3 separate regions of the Mus musculus genome follow, and regions 1 and 3 are each linked to region 2. Evidence: chromatin contacts called from ENCODE Hi-C or POLR2A ChIA-PET data. All regions are on one chromosome and are shown on one strand. The core of a region is the stretch at or near the end of the contact, and the rest is flanking DNA. Distances in the headings are between cores, read along the strand shown. Region 1 has its middle 12 kb from the start of Gm34930. Region 2 overlaps Gm34992 (a long non-coding RNA gene). Region 3 holds the start of Ackr3 (atypical chemokine receptor 3).

Region 1 (2,700 bases), core at 158-2,657, 190 kb after region 2:
CACCTTAGCCAGGGCAGCTTCGACGCTTCAGCTTTTGTTTGCACTTAATTCCATCCAATGAAAACATTATTTCTCTAAACAGTTGTAATGGTTTGAGTGAGAAACGTCCCCTATAGGCGCATGTACTTGAACATTATTTGGTCCCTAGTTGGTGGTGATGTTGGTGGGGAGTTGTGGAAAGATACAGCCTTGCTAAAGGAAGTATGTTACTGGGGGGCGGGCTTTGATAGTTCATAACCTCTCCCCACTTCCTGTTTGATCTTCTGTGATCTGCCAGTGGATGGAAACATGAAATCTCTGATCTTCCTGTTCTGACCAGGTGCTGCCAAGCTTTCCATGGTGGACTCTCTGCCTGGAACTATCAATCAATCAATCAATCAATCAACCAATCAATCAATAAAATAAACCCCCTTCCTTTGAATGCCAGTTGCGTGTGTTTGTGCTGTTTTGTCACAGCAACAGAAATATAACACACACAGCACTGCACCCCCACCCCCACCCCACCCCTGTTAAGCTACTACCATCTACCTTTTTTACAGAGGAGGGTCTCCTCAGGGGACCGTCCTAAAGCGCTGACCCTGACCTGGAGCCTATGCCTTTGCTTGGGATCCCCATCAATCATCATGCTGACACTGTAGATTTCTGCTCTATGCACAGCCTCTGCCATATTTCCAGGAGGCTAGATGCTCTTATTATGCACAACTCATAAAAGTATATCATAACATGATGGAATTACGCATTCCAGTCATGGAGCTTTCCTCACAGGAAGGAGTAAGGAATGGGAACATTACATCCTTAGGTATCTCTAGAAAGCGGGGTATAAAGCAAGTAAGGAAAGAGATATAGCACAGCCCCAGAGGTACTGGTTTCTCAGAGGCCTATCAATCATTTCTGCTAGATTTGCCCATGGCATCAAAACCAGAGCATGTCAGTGGCATCTCCCAGCAGCCACGAGGGCTTCAGGAGAGGATGGTCAAACCCCAGGTTTCTCTCTCCTGTTCAGTTGCAGGATTGTCTGCCCAGGCACTGTATCACTGAAGCAAGCTAAGGGGCATCCAGGACAGGCTTATGGGCCAGGCAGTCCAGATCTACCATCTGGGGTTCATTAGCGAGTGATGTTTTAAGCTTCTAGTCACGCAGGGAAAAAGAACGCCGTGCATTGGAAATGTGGAGGTATTCAAATGTCAGCAAGGAGGCCCACCTCTAGGGACCAGGTTCTCTTGAAAGAAATGTTATTGCAGCAACAAATCTGTTTTTCTGCTGATTTCACCCCATTTCCACATTGCCGTCATCTAAGTTCACATTCAAAAGTGACGCAAGGCATGTGGCAATGTTTTTCCATGGGCGGGGCACCTGACTAATCACAAAACTATGTCTCCCTTCTCCTTACTCGGCCTGTGAGGTCAATGGAAGGACCTTTCAGCAAACCAGACTGGCCCAAGAACGTGGTCAAAGTCACACCGCTGAGACGTGACAGAGTGCCCTGTCCTGACTTCCTCCTTCCACAGTCCCTGAGTGTCCAAATGCTTCCAGGACAGACTGAATAATGTTCTCCCCAAATCCACACGCTGTGGGCCTAACCTTCAATTTGCTTGTGGCTCTGCACCTCCCATTTCCCCTGAAAGTTCCTGTAACCCAAATAAGCCCTGTGCCCAGAGTGAGTGAGCATCATAAAGAGATCAGACGTTACACTTCAGGGCATGCATAGAATAGATTGTTAGAGGGGAATTCATGGCGTGTCTTGCGTCTCTTCCCCACAAAAACAATACATTAAGCTCTCCATCCCTGGTCCCTAATGCCTCAGACTATGACCTCATTTAAGAAAATAAATCTTACCAATGTGATTAAAATCACTGAAGTAAGGTGGCCACTAATCCAGTATGATTGGCACTTTTGCAAGACAAGGGCTTTGTGAAAATAGAAACTGATTTCTATAGTCAATTTTCATTTCAATTGCCGCAGGCACCTTCTGCTGCCGGCTTGGACATGATGCACATTGTGACTGGAGGGAAATCCAGGCCAGTTTGAAGCTCTGTGCTTTGGGGGAAGAGATAGTGCCTGAAGCTTAACTTGGCCAAGGATGGATCCAAAATCATCATAGTCTCTTCACTGCACATAGAGACTCAAAAGAGAAGGCTCCCGGTTTCGTAAAAGTTGGGAGCCACGCTGGGGCACAAGCTCAGCCCTTCAGGCTTTGGCTGTTTTCAGCGGGCTATTCCATGGCTCAGTTAGTAGAGGTCACTGTGCCCTTCAACGGCTCCATGTTCCTATTAAGAGTTCATGCATTTCTGGGTGTTTTAAAAGCTTCCCAGATGAGCCACAGAGATGCGTCCTGGAGATGTTGCAGGCACAGCATTTTCATGGGGTTTTATATCATCAGATCCTTCTTCCAACATTTTAAATAAAGCCCTTGGGGAGGATAGGATGCCTGTTGGCTAATTAAACTCAGTAACAAGCCATTTGCCCTCTCTTGGGGCTTAGGAAGCCCCGGCTTTCCTGTGGAGGTCCTCCTTGATGTGCCACATGTCGGAAAAGAAAATTTAAGCACGTCTAATATCATTCTTTATCAGTTCTTAGGCCCCTTGGTGAAGGGAAGCTAAGTTCCCACACATGTTCAAAAAAAAACAAATCGGAATTAGGTCACATACCTGGACCCAAGTGACAGTGCCTAACTCGGGGCCTCAAGTCTCCTTCAGGTCT
Region 2 (2,700 bases), core at 90-2,589:
GCCACTACCTGCCACTGACAGGTATGGGCACCATAGAAAATGATAGCTCACCACCCCAGCTAGCTCTCTGTATTCCCACACGTTCCAGGCAGGAGGTCTCTGTCTCTCTCTGTCTCTGTCTCTGTCTCTGTATCTCTCTCTGTCTCTCTGTCTCTGTCTCTCCCCGCCCCCCCTCATGGCTCTACTCCCCATCTGTCCACCTCTGCCTCTTTTCCAGGCCCTCACTCCTCTCCCTTCCACCAAAGAAACCCTCTTTATACCAGATCTGCTGCACATAGCATGGTTTCTCAGGAAGATACCTTGGCATGGGCCTGCTAGGCACCTCCTCATTATAATGCATAACAATGGTCACCAGCGCGCGCGCGCACACACACACACACACACACACACACACACACACACACACATACTCGCATATGCACACACATACACACCACATAATACACCCCCCCACACGCATGAAAATAATAGATCTTTTTTTAAAAAATAGGATCATTGATATAGTTTAGCTATTAAAGTGCTTGCTGCCAAGCCTGACCACCTGAGTTCAGTCCCCATAACCTATATCTGCATCTGCACACACATCTCTGGGAATGTGTGCATGTGCACATATAATCAATCAGTCAATTCATCAATGAAAAGAATGTTAACTAAAAATGACTATGCAATCTCAAGAGCATGGCGCTCATGTCTGCTCCTCTCCATCGGGAGCCTGGGGATGGGAACTAGTTAAGTCTCATGAGACCTGAGGTACTCTTTTCCGCGCAATGTTTCCATGACCTCACTCCCTTGCACTAGGCTCCACCTCTTAAAGGTCCCACCTCAAGCCAAAAACCTCCGGGGGAGACAAACCAGACAGAAGAAATAATAAACAGAGCTTACACAGTAGCCTGAGGGCTCAATTATCTACTCACTGGTGGTATGTGCAAGGCACCTGCTGCCCCAGTCACTGTGGCCCCTTTCCTTTCAAACACAGCAGAAGGTGTGGCTACTGTGGATGCCACAGAAGAGAATGGGGAGGCCACCAACTGGGAGCAATGGGGCCACTTCCAAAGGGCCACGCCTACATTCAGGGTTAAGGGTCTGGGTAGCCAGCTAAGAAGTCACAAGGAAACATAGATTCCCAAACACAGATGATTCCCATGGAAAAGAAGGGAGAGGCTGGAGCCTCTGCGCACGCTTGGCTGCTGGCTCCTCCCAGACTGTGCCCCGGCTGATTTTCCTGCTCCATTACCTCCTTTGACCTTCTCCCAGAGACTTTGGCAGCCCTGCTTGGTGGCTCTTAAGTGCAACCTTCCGTGACCTCTGTGTCACTTGAGATGTCACCATGGAGATTGCAGGACCTCCCTGGAGTTGACCTTTCCAATTCTTTCTCTGGTTTCCAGACCAGGGGCACCACCCCCAACACACATCCTCCTTCTACGGGATGTGGCCCGTAAGACGATGCGACTCTGGGGATGGGTGTCTCGGGGTGAGTTGTCTTGCTGACACGGTGAAAGTGACATCCTGACTCACGTATTGTCAGCTCCAGCAGACTTCAAGTTTAATTCCATGTAACTGAGGCTGGGGCAGACAACTGAAAACAGACAAATAGCAAGGCTGTTTCTTTCCTAAGTTTCTGTCAGCAAGTCCTCCCCAGGCCTGGTTGCTATTGTCATTTGCTTAGGCATTGACAGTATATCATAAATATGTATACATATCATATACATATATACATATAACACACAGGTGTACACACACAAACACATATTTTATTTTGTCTTCTAGAGAAATATTTCTCTGAATTCACCCTCAGTTGTTCGGCATAGTCATGGGCCCTGACGGTGGCATTTGCCTTATAAAAGCAGTGTCATTCAGCCAAGTGACAGTGACTGGGATGAGAACCAGGGAATACACACTTCTATTGATCCCTCGCCCTCTGACTTCTGAGTGCTCCTTCTACCCTATCCCTGCAAAAGCCCTCCTTCTACCTTGGGTCACGCTGTGTGTCGTTCATGCTTTTATTTTCTATTTTTGGATGCATTGCTATCTTGAGGGTCTTGTAGGGCAGAAGCTGCCCCTCCCAGGATTAGTTCAGTCCTAGAGACCGAGGACCTTGCAGATGTGCTCAGCATGTCCCGAAATGCACTCAAAATGGATCCCGAGTCTACCACCTAGCCACCACCTTCATCTACATCTTAGACACCACGACAGTATTGTCGTCCCCTCAAGCACCTCACAGAAGCAGAAGCAGAAGGAGTACACCAATTCCTTCTGGTGGCCCATTTTTTCTGTTTGCTTCCCCAATGAGTTATGTGACCCTGTGTGATGTGGCTGTCCTCTTACTCTTAGGAGGCGTAACAGACTGTTCACCCAAGAAAGAGTCTGTGTCATCTCCCTACCCCTGAAACATTCAATGTCTGACATGTTTCCCAGTTCAAGCCTGGTCCACTCCCAACACCAAGTAGGGGGAGGTGTAGAGATGTTTCAGAGCCTCTGCTGCAGCCCATTGTAGGGGGCTAGGTCAACAGCCATTGAGTTGTGAGAAGTGACCAAGGCAAGCCATTCCCAGCCATGCCAGGTGGTCAGCCCTGAGAAGCAGCTGTGACAAACCCTGGTGCTCCCCTGTCTCCAGTGTTGACTTCTCTTTCCTGCTAGTTCCTCACTGTCCCTTCCAGATGGAATAAAGCCACCTATCTGAGGCTCACAGCCATGGATTGT
Region 3 (2,700 bases), core at 18-2,517, 220 kb after region 2:
CCCCCATCCCTCCTTTCTGGTCCTATCCATTGAGCTCCACATTCTCCTGAACTAAATAAAGACCACAAAGCCAGCATCTGCTCCTTCAAAGAAAAACAAAGTTTCCATACTGGCCACAGCACAGACTGGGGTCTCAGGGATGCCACTAACCCAAGACACCTTTAAAAAGATGCTTGATCCTACCTCACATCGAAACAATTAATTAATCTGTTTGTGAGCAAATGAATGGAGAGACAGAGAGAGAAAGGGGAAGAGACAGCCAGTCTGCCTTTCACAGTGCCTCATTTTCCTAGTAGCTAGCAGCCAGGAGTCTTGGCTGACCAGGATCCCCTGACCTCAGAGTCTCCCTCACTCCCAGCCACCCAGTGAACCTTTATGCACCCTAACAAAAGTCAGCAACACTCACAGTTCACTTGGAGAGTAGATTTAAATTCAAATACTAGATTTCTTAGTGTCTGCTTTTTTTTTTTTTTGTCCCAATTGAAGTTGGACAACACTTTCTAGGAGAACAATAAATACTCAAAATTAGATTAGCAGGGGTGCCATGAAGAGATAAGATGAAGAGGAGCTAACATTCAATTTACAACTTCCAGAATTCAGGAGCTGTGAATTAATCCATCCCCACCCCCCAGAGCACGGAGTTTAAACTCATCCTAGACTCAGAATGCTCAGCCCAGTTGTCTGGTCCGCTGAAGGATGCCTCTGGGCATATCACATGCCTTTCTGGAAGTGCGCTTGTGGTTTTTACAGCCAATCTGATAACCAGAAGTAGGAGTGGGCAAACAGTGATGCCAAGCTCACCCCTAAGCTGGCTTTGGGCAACCTCAATGGGGCATCCCACATTCTCTGCAAAGTTTCCCTGCTTCCTGGAACTTAAGTACTCACAGAAACAAATCAGAGTCCAGTAGCAAACAAACATACACAGAGGTTTCCCTCCACAAATGACTGAACTCAGATCCCCCAAATCAGGAGCAGTAGCTTGCAATGCAGGCATGCAGCGTGCTTTGAGCTTTCCAATCCGGACCTGCAGGCTCTAAAGCCCCCAGCTCAGGGATCCAAGAGTTCTCAGAAAAAGCCCAGTTCTCGTAAGAACAGGAGTCCTGCCCCTTGCCGTAGTTGCTCGGCAAAGCTGTCGCAGAAGCAAGGCTTTCTTACTTACCTCAGGGCTTCCTGGGCTGTGGTTTGCCTTCCTGACGGTGAGCGCTGCAGGCTCCTTCAGTGCTGAGCAGTTTGTAGCAACTGAGATCTCTCAGGGCTCCGGACTTGCCTTTTATATACACTGCGGGAAAGTGCCTCTAGGTGGCAGTTTTGCAACCCTCGGCTCTCCTCCCGCCCCTCCTCTCCCACCACAGCGCGCAGGCATGCAGGCTTGTACAGGCGCACACGCCCTCCTGTAACCCTCTCTAGGTTGTTGTTTCCTGCACAAACACATTCTTGGGAGCCCTCAGATCCCTCCCTTTGCAAAGGCTAGATCCTATTGGGGGAAATGTCAGCAGAAGAAAAACCAAAAGAAGTCCTAGGACGTTCCAAAATGATAGAATATTGATCCAGTCTCAGGTATAGCTTTTAATAATCCCATGAGCACCGGGAGTTCCTTTGAATGCCTGTAGCTTCAGGGAAGACTTTGTTCCCAAGACAAATTACTCTGAACTTCTGAACTTCGATGTTGGTTTGTCAAGCTTGCTCTTTCTTTGTCGATGCCTCCTGGACAGAAGTCACATTTTGGAAAGGGGACGATTAATCGACCCTGTACCGCCATCACCCAGAAGTGAGGGAAAGTGCCTTTAGGTTGGATCCAGATTCTGCTGGAACTCTTACACAAAGTCCTTAAGGCCCTATTAAGACCGTGTTCCACGGAGTCGAGCAGTGCCAGTCACTGAAAAGGCCTTGTCGCAGGTGAGGTAGAGTCGTCATTGTGAGCTTAGCCAACTTTTATCGCAGTCCTCATCTTTATCAAAATCTACATTCTAATCGCGATGCACATTGCTAAGATTCCCTGTTTTGTTTTTTAAATGTGTCTCTTGCAATTCCCCATTTAGTAAAACTCAAGCACAAAATGACCCAATCTTTACTTTTAAAGCCGCGCCACTGTAACGCCTCCCCAAGTGCCCCCCACCCTCCAAAGGGCTGGTGGTCACTCTGCTCTCATGCCCCCCTGGGCCTCTGAAAGGCAGTTACAGCACCCACAGTTGAGGCGCGGGCTGTACGCAAAATCTGCCTTCACCAACACTTGCCGAGTCTATTTTCTAAGTCTCCGGAGAGTGACTGCTGAACACAGGAACCCGAGAACTTGGGGATCAGAGTCTCACGTAGGCTAGAGAGCTTCGGTCTAGGGAAAAACCTTAACAAAAGAAGTGGTTTGTTTAAACAGCCTTGCACTTTACTCCTGGCGGGGCAGATCCTGCTCAGTGAGCTCCTGAGGAGCACACCTGCTTTCCGGGCTGTGGGAGGGGTGTGTGTCTGCAAGGAGTAGTGTGAGATCTGGTGGGGGGTCATACGGCCTCCTGGGGAGTCTGTGACCTCAATGCAAGGGAGAGGCCCTGAGGCCTGTGGGCGGAGTCTGTGGCCCGGAGATGTGGTCTGTGGTCTCAAGGGTGGATCTGGGTCTAGCTAGAGGTGGGCGGTCCTACAGCCACAAAGACTGGTCTGTGGCCCCAAGGGGAGGGAGGTCTGAGTCAACAGGGAGGGTCTGTAAGAACA

The links. Hi-C counts contacts between places; a loop is a spot of excess contacts on that map. ChIA-PET counts read pairs that join two places held with the same protein, here RNA polymerase II (POLR2A).
Region 1: a loop to region 2 is called in a map of Patski, with 2.5 times the contacts of the local background. The contact joins two enhancer-like sites. A Hi-C loop is called at or near these places in 1 of 37 maps with a recorded cell type or tissue (Patski). POLR2A ChIA-PET finds 5 or more read pairs at or near these places in 1 of 5 experiments (Patski).
Region 3: a map of gastrocnemius shows a loop between it and region 2 (1.9-fold over the local background). The contact joins the promoter of Ackr3 here to the enhancer-like site in region 2. A Hi-C loop is called at or near these places in 1 of 37 maps with a recorded cell type or tissue (gastrocnemius). POLR2A ChIA-PET finds 5 or more read pairs at or near these places in 2 of 5 experiments (Patski and embryonic stem cell).

Annotation. Positions count from the first base shown.
Region 1 is chr1:90,233,423-90,236,122 of GRCm38, reverse strand. No RefSeq gene overlaps it. Among named protein-coding and RNA genes, the nearest start is that of Gm34930, 12 kb to the left of the region's middle. Within about 2 kb of position 1,407, at least 1 of the 3 ENCODE cell types and tissues checked has a DNase peak (open chromatin) inside an H3K27ac peak, as active enhancers do.
Region 2 is chr1:90,422,815-90,425,514 of GRCm38, reverse strand. The region is part of intron 3 of Gm34992 (a long non-coding RNA gene); the gene reads right to left. Among named protein-coding and RNA genes, the nearest start is that of Gm28722, 80 kb to the left of the region's middle. Within about 2 kb of position 1,339, at least 1 of the 3 ENCODE cell types and tissues checked has a DNase peak (open chromatin) inside an H3K27ac peak, as active enhancers do.
Region 3 is chr1:90,202,547-90,205,246 of GRCm38, reverse strand. It overlaps Ackr3 (atypical chemokine receptor 3), which reads right to left and starts at 1,267. Exons shown (of 2, transcript NM_007722.4): 1 at 1,160-1,267.